Linked DNA regions of Homo sapiens: region 1 is linked to region 2. The links are chromatin loops, found by intact Hi-C in ENCODE. Cell type or tissue: endothelial cell of umbilical vein. All regions are shown on one strand.

Region 1 (4,000 bases), 150 kb after region 2:
AGGTTGAGAAACCCTAATTTAAAGTAAAGCAAATAATGACATACAGATTTTTTTGCCTACTAAAATAGCATTGACTTTTAAAAACAATGGTGTTCAGTGCTAGCAAGGATGCTTTGAATCAGATACTTTCTTGAGGAGGAAGTGTTGTATCCCCTATGGAAGATAACAGTTCTGACAGGATGTGTCAGAGGTCTTAAATATGTTCATGGACCGTGACGTATGGTTGTTCTGAACTGGGGGAGTTGCATCAGAACCTCTAGGGGAATGTATCTGAAATATATATACCTGGGCCACACCCATAGGGATTCTGGGGTTAGGTTTGGGTGGAGCTGAGAATTTGTGCCACAATTCTACTTGCAGGAACCAGTGTCAAGTCCAAAGTCAGATGCAATGAAGACTATGTTCAAGGATGCTAATCACAGCTTTATGGAGAATAGCCAGAATTTAGAAACAACTAATTGTAAACACCAGGGGAATGGTTAGATAAGTTGTGGTCCACTCATAGGATAGAATGGTATTTAGCCCCCCAAAATGTTCTAAAGGGATGTTTAATGACGTGGAAAAGGCTTATGCTTCATAAGTAATCATATATAAATAAAATCTCAGGCAAAAAATAATGAATACATACACATGTATATTGTGTGGGTGTGGGTGGTGACTGAAAGGAAATATATCAAAATAGTAACGATATCCTAGGATGGTTGGGAATATTGGTGAATTTCCCTTTATGTTTTTCCTTTTTTTAAACCAAATTTTCTGCCACTAGCAAGCATTATTTTTATAATGATGAGAAAACAGTAAGCACCATTTAAAAAATAATTGAATTCCATGAACTTTTTCATAATTTGTTTTTTAATAATTTGTTTTATTATTGTTTCAGGTAGTTCACAATAAAAATATCACAAAAACCCAGAAGGTGCGTTTCTTTACGGGGCAGTTATTGAACCACATAGCATCGCTGTACAACTGGAATGGGATTACCGATGTGAACCCAGAAAATGTCAAGGTGCAGACACTTTTTGGTTTTCGTTGACCTCGTTGTTGGAATTTGATCCTCAGGGTTGGGAGAGGGAGAATTCTCAACACCGCACCAGACTTGAAGTCCCCTCATTTGATCTGTTTCTTTTGACTGTGGTTATATGGTTGTATTAACCCTCTGCTAACTGCAATAGGATTTTTTTCCCCTAATTTCTTAATCATGCTAATAATTTTTTTTTTTAATTAGAAAACTATGATTTCCTTGGGCTGAGCCATATCTTAGTTTTCCCTGCAGCACTTGCCTGTTAGACCTGCAGGGTCATCCCGGCCATCTTTTCCTCTTGCTTTACCTCTGCCTTCCCATCCTTCCATTCTTTCATGTCCAGTTGTTGGAGTTTCAAGGCTTGTTGTGTGTTTTTTGTTTGTTTGTTTGTTTTTAACCTCAGGATCCTGAATGTCTAGGAGCCTCACCTACTGACATATATAATTTATTTTGTGCTAGTTAACTCGTGCTAAATTGAAACAGCTGCTCTTAACATCGACCCAATGCCAGTGTATATTTTAATTTTCTTCAGGGTGTTACTGAACATGGACTTGGCCAGAGTAGTAAAGGCACAGACTTCCTGTTAACGTTATAATAATTCACCTCTCAAGAGCCTAATATTTCACCTCCTTTTATCTTGGAGACTTGCCCAGGTCCTCTTGTTTTGAACATGTTTTTGTATGCTCTAGACCAGCAAGCCTCAGAGGCTGCATAAAAACACTCCCAAATATGGAATTTTATTCAAATGAACAAGAGAAATTAGATCACTTTAAAGCTTTTAAAAATACAGGTTTAAACTTGCCCCTCTTCAGAGTATTCTTTTATCTTGATCGGTGTATCTTTTTGTTGTTGTTTTCATTTATTGTTTGGAATGACACCAAGTATTTAAAATGTTTTCTAAATTGTCATCGGCAGTTAATATTGTCCTTGTTTTTACTCTAGCTCTTACTAAAGTGTATGAGCTTGGGATTTTCATTGAATTTTTAAAAAATCTTCATAGGTTTCTGCCGAAGAAGCAGGGAAAACCATGGTGCGGGAGCTTGTTCATAACTTCCTGATGGATCTTTGCTGTTCACTCAAGCATGGAATTAATTTTTACGATGCATCTTTGGGTACCTTTGGCAGGTAAAGTATAACACTCTTGTGGACCCCAGGGTGTGTATGTTCCTCAGAAGTCACCACATATGTGAGTGTCTAGTGGAACTGTAGTAGGTTAGAACTAGAATTGTGGACATTATCTAACTCGTTTCAGGGTTGAACAGTTGTAGTCCCAGAGAACTTCTCCTTGTTGCATGTCCTCAGGGGCAGTTCTGAGGGTAGCTGTCTATTAGCACTTAGTTAGGTCATGGGATATTTCACCCAGGGAGGTGCTGCGGATGTTTACCTAAAGACAGTGTTCGTCAGCTGGAGCTCAGAAAAGGCGTCTGCCTTGCCAGAGAGGGTTGGCCCTGACATGGGCCTCACAGCAGTCCTGACGCAGGTACCATTGTTATGCCAGCTTTGCAGAGGAAGAAAGTAGTTCTAGAGAGGTCGAGACACTTACACTGGTTAAATGGCAGAGGTTGCACTGGAATCCAGGAAGTCCAGCTCCAAACTGATACTAAAACAGTCCTCCCTCTCCTTGACAGGCTGCCCATGAGTCACGGTTTCAAAATTGTTTTTTTTTTTAACATTTTGTTTCACATTTCACAATTGTGGTAACATTTCATCAGTAAGGAAACATATTAAGTTCAAATCTACTGGTTTTGATCATATTCTTTAAGACTTTCTTTTTGTAATCGTATAATACAGGTCTATGTGATTTTTTTTTTTAATAACAAAAATGGCTTACTACTGTTCATCCTATCTGCTTTTTTCCCACTTGACAATAAAAATATTGGCCATGTTTTCTTGTCATTGTAAATGTGTAAATGATTTATTGTTTAATCCTTGTTATTCTATCCTAGCATTATATCACAAGGATTTAGGCAGTTTGATTTACTTCTAATTTCAGCCAGTCAGGAAATCAGGTGATTCCTTCAGAATGGAATAACATGGTGGGAGTTTTTCTGTCTGCTTATGACTTTGGACGTGTTTTGATTCTGAGGTCACTGTGATTTAACTTGTCACATCATTTCTTTTTTCTTTCATCAGTAAGAATGAGCTCATTTTCCTGCCAAAACATAACAGCAGACTTTTATAGTCGAATAGAATATTACACCATGCTTAAAACACATGCATTGTTCCCCCTTTTTAAAGCATTTTTCCTCCATAACTAGGCCCATGAAATAGATGAGCATTTAATGAGCATATTGAATCAACTTGTGGGTGTGCGTCTCTTTGCAGCAAGCTGTGATTTATGTGAATTTTGAAGCCATGGGCAAAAGACAAGTGTTTGTGCATAAGGGAAAGGAAGGAGATTTGTTTGTGGATGGTGATAGAAAGCTTTGAGAACACTGAATTGCATCGTTCCCTGTTCCCCAGTAGACACGTGGCCCACTCATTCATTTCATTCAGGTTCCTGTGCAGACCTCACCACTTCAGGGAGGCCTTCCCGGACAGCCCTTTCTGAAATAGTCCCTCCACTGTCACTGTGCTTTTTGCCTGGCTTAGGCTTCTGACTGTTCATACATTTATTTGCTGATTTATTTATTTGCTTGTTCATTATCAGATTGGTGAGAAGTGGTGAGAACGGGCGCTGGTCTATTATGGGCCTCCAGTCCCTAGGACAGTGCCTGGCACATAGTAGGTGTTCACTGAAAGCTGGTGTTAGAGCATAGAGCAAGGATTGGCAAACTTTTCTACAAAGGGCCAGATTGTATTTTGGGCTTGGCAGCCTACACAGTCTGTTGTGACCACTCAGTTGTGCCAGCAAAGCATCCATAGATGTAAATAAGTAGGTTTACCTGTGTCCCAATCAAATTACAATGATAGGTGCTGGGCCCTACTTTGCCAGTCGCTGGTGTAGGTTAACAGAGCAGACAGCTGGGCTTCAATCCC
Region 2 (4,000 bases):
TGGTGCATGCCTGTAGTCCCAGCTACTCGGGAGGCTGAGGCAGGAGAACCGCTTGAATCCGGGAGGCGAAGGTTGCAGTGAGCCGAGATTGTGCCACGGCACTCCAGCCTGGCGACAGAGTGAGACTCCATCTAAAACAAAACAAAAAACAGAGTTCAGGAACCCCAGGATAAGAAGTCAGGAAAGGAAAGTATCTTCAAAGCTGATGGCATGACTTTCTCCTGCCAGGCTCCCCATTGGCTGAACCCAGCAGACAGGCGGGGAGATGCTGATGGGGGTCTGGAGGTACAGGACAGTGGAGCAGGCTGGGGGCCATGGAGAGCAGGTCTGCAGGAGCAAACAGAGGGTTTCTGTACAGGATGAGCAGAAGGCCCAGCTGCAGGAGTTGGGCTGCAAGAGACAAGCAACAGGGCGGGGTGCTGGGTTTCAGGGACCCAGGTGGAGGCAAGCCCAGCTCTCAGCTGTCTGCCTATCAGGACCCCTGGGGGGAGTTTGGGGGGCGGAGAATGCAGATTCCTGGGCCTGGAGCCCCAAGGTCTGCCCTCAGGGACTCTTGGGTGGGGTTTGGGAATCTCTCGTTGTAGATATATTAAACCAGTGTTAGCGAGACCAGGGCAGGGGCTGCAGACGGTCTCTGCTGAGGACCAGGGCTTGGTCCCTGGGTGCTGGACGCCTTGGCCTGGGAAAGTCAGAGGGGAGGAATTCAAGCTCAACTTCAAGTCTCCAGAAATCCCAAACCCTCCCTTCATCAGCCAGTCCTGGAAACCTATGCTTTCTTCTCTTTTTGAGGGCAAGCTGACCCTAAGAGGCGGGCCTTAGGTGTCTGTGCACAGGGCCGGCAAGAAGCTGGGGTGGGGGTGGATGGAGAATGCAGAGACAAGAGCTCAGAGGGCAGCAAGGGCCAACCCGAGGAGCCACTTCTGAGCAGCTGTGAGCAGACATGTCCAGGGCCTGCCAGGCCCCCGACCTGAGCTGGGCTCACCTGGCCCCATCCCAGCCTCTTTTCTACTGCCCACGGCTGGCCAGGCAGGTGCACGACAGCCTTCCTCAGCCCTCCCTCCTGGCTCTGCTTCAGCCAGCCCTGCCCACAGGGCCAGAGGCCCACTGCTTTTGCTTCTGGGGGACTCTGAACAGCCAGCTCCCGGCCCTCTTTCAGCCCACCTCAGGGACCCTGGTACACAACAGGAAGTCATGGAGGGGACATGCAGGTGGGGTGCAGGGGCAGGATTTGTCCAAACCACCAACATTTTAGTTTCTTTTTTTTCTTTTAAGACAGAGTGTCACTCTGTTGCCTAGGCTGGGGTACAGTGGCACGATCTTGTCTCACTGAAACCTCTGCCTCCTGGGTTCAAGCAATTCTCCTGCCTCAGCCTCCTGAGTAGCTGGGACCACAGGCGTGTGCCACCATGCCCAGCTAATTTTTGCATTTTTAGTAGAGATGGGGTTTCACTATATTGGCCAGGCTGGTCTTGAACTCCTGACCTTGTGATCCATCCACCTCGGCCTCCCAAAGTGTTGGGATTACAGGCATGAGCCACGGCACCCGGCCCAGTTTTGAGTCTTTTTAAAAACACGTTATCATAATCTATGTATTATTTAATAATGACTTTAAGGATTTTCCATGTCGGTACATAGAGATCTAGCTCTTTTAAAAACATGATACAGTGCATTTTTATTATTTTTTCAGAGCAGCTTGACTTTTTCCCAAGACATCTTCAATAAGAAGTATCCATGTGTACGAACTGAGTGACAGAGGCTCATTTACCAGAAACCCCGGGCGGAGCAGAGCTGGGCTTGGCTGGTCCATGTGATTCCCCCTTGCTGACCAGCACAGGCCCCTCTCTCCCAGGGCCCAGGGTTTTACAATCAGAGGTCAAGTTCTAAGGAAGGAAGTTTGGGAGCTCAGAGCTGGGTGGCAACTCACTGGGTTTGCAAATTCTTCACAGATTAGCAACACATTTTCTTGCTAGTTCATTGTTAGTGAGTTGGGAATGTTTTCCTTTTTCTCTTTTAGTGAGGTAATGTCATTATTTTACACATGCCTCTAATTGGAGCACCCTCCCTTCCTCAAAAACTAATCGAGCCTTTTCCAGGTCAGGTTGGTGCTTAGTCATCTGAACACGAGTCCCGTCCTCTTCCCTTAATCTTTCCCAGGCTGGATTTTGTCTTTGAAACAATAGGAAATGACAGGCTCTATTTTCTTTTCTTAAAAGGACTCAATCCATGGAGTCATGAGTTTGGAACAGGGAAAGTGTGGGGAATTAATACGTCCTCCCAATCAGAAGTAACCAGCTTTCCTCTCTTTGTTTGGCTGAGCCTCTGCAGCCTGAGCTCATGATATCACAGGCAGTTCGCTTAAAAGCAGGAAGGCGGCATTTTCACCTGAAGATAAATTTCCAATGGGATTTTCTGTTAGACCCATTGGAAAGAAATGCAATTAGGCAGTGAGCAGTCTTGGGGCAAAGACTAGAAACATTTCAAAAAAGGGCTCTGCCAGAAATAATTTGTTAGACCCTTGAGGTCTATTTGCATTGATGATATTAACTGCATCTTAAAGTGTCCCAGGTGAGTCAGTCACCGGAATACTTAGGATAATCACTCTTAGGATAAGAGTGATGATTTTAATTTCTTCAACGAAATTCAGCTGTAATTTGGTCACTTCCAAGATATCGAGATTAACTGGATGGTGTTCAGTGACCTTAAAATCCGGAGCAATTACTATTCCAAGAGTCAGAAGGTCAAGGTTGGAGGCCAGGCCCAGCCTGCTCCTGGCTGTGGGTTCCTTATCTGTTCACAATCCCGAGACGAAAGACAATATTAGGAGCAGATAATGGACCCACAACCAGGAGCAGGCTGAGTGATGCCGCCCAAAGTGCGTAATGTTCTTACAGCCAGGACACAGGCACGCGCCAAAGCCCAAAATATCAACATTCTCCAGGTGCCCTTCACCCTTTTAGCCTTATTTTCCCTCACTCTGGCTGTTCCCTGTACTTAAACGTGCTGTTCCTGTTCCCACCTCCTGGCTGCTCCCTTCCCTACCTTCCTTCACCTTTGGAAATTCTGCCTATTCTTAGAGGACCATGTTGAGCGTGATCTCTGATAAGCTTCCCCTAGTCCATTTGGTGGAATCATTTTCTCTGAGCTCCCAGGGCCACTTGGTTTGGCCATTTACTGTCATTCTTCGATGTCAATTGTATTTAATTAATTAATTTATTTTTTACTTTTTTGAGACAGAGTTTTGCTCTTGTCGTCCAGGCTGGAGAGCAATGGCGCAATCTCGACTCACTGCAACCTCTGCCTCCCGGGTTCAAGCAATTCTCCTGCCTCAGCCTCCTGAGTAGCTGGGATTACAGGCATATGCCACCATGCTCGGCTAATTGTTTTTTTTATTTTTAGTAGAGACAGGGTTTCACCCTGTTGGCCAGGCTAGTCTTGAACTCCTGACCTCAGGTGATCCACCTGTCTTGGCCTCCCAAAGTGCTGGGATTACAGGCGTGAGCCACCGCACCCAACCCTTGATGTCGATTGTTTTTTTAGAGTCAGAGTCTCACTCTGTGGCCCAGGCTGGAGTACAGTGGCACAATCTCTGCTTACTGAAACCTCAGCCTCCCGGGTTCAACAGACTCTCAAGCCTCAGCCTCCCGAGTAGCTGGGATTACAGGCACCTGGCACCATGCCAGGCTTTTATATTTTTAGTAGAGACAGGGTTTCACCATGTTGGCCAGGCTAGTCTCGAACTCCTGACCTCAAGTGATCCACCTGCTTCGGCCTCCCAAAGTGCTGGGATTACAGGTGTGAGCTACGGTGGCTGGCCTACCGTCATTCTTACACTTTGTCTAATGTAGCTAAGCCCCTGAAGGATAAAGAAAGGGCCCCTGCTGAATCTGCTCATGGGCTCAGCAAAGAGAAGAAGGGATCAAAGGGAGAGAGAAAGAGGAGGGCAGGAGGTGCAGTTCCTTCCTGGGTGGACCCAGGGGCTCCTCCTGGAGCGGGGGGCAGG

The links. A loop is a pair of places that touch in the nucleus more often than their neighbours do. Peaks named below come from ENCODE experiments on the same cell type or tissue, not always from the same donor. Only the 100,000 strongest peaks of a DNase experiment are listed, where the experiment ranks them.
Region 1: a loop joins it to region 2, with 10 times the contacts of the local background. A loop is called at or near these places in 1 of 110 quality-filtered maps.

The regions. Positions count from the first base shown.
Region 1 is chr21:32,370,653-32,374,652 of GRCh38, reverse strand. URB1 (URB1 ribosome biogenesis factor) reads left to right here. Exons shown (of 39, transcript NM_014825.3): 7 at 881-1,006; 8 at 2,022-2,146. Among named protein-coding and RNA genes, the nearest start is that of SNORA80A, 4.7 kb to the left of the region's middle. In endothelial cell of umbilical vein, no CTCF peak of the experiment used is centred here; DNase peaks (open chromatin) are centred at 1,652, 2,482 and 3,092; H3K27ac peaks cover 2,801 bases.
Region 2 is chr21:32,522,461-32,526,460 of GRCh38, reverse strand. No RefSeq gene overlaps it. Among named protein-coding and RNA genes, the nearest start is that of TCP10L, 61 kb to the left of the region's middle. In endothelial cell of umbilical vein, no CTCF peak of the experiment used is centred here; DNase peaks (open chromatin) are centred at 2,060 and 2,990; H3K27ac peaks cover 3,509 bases.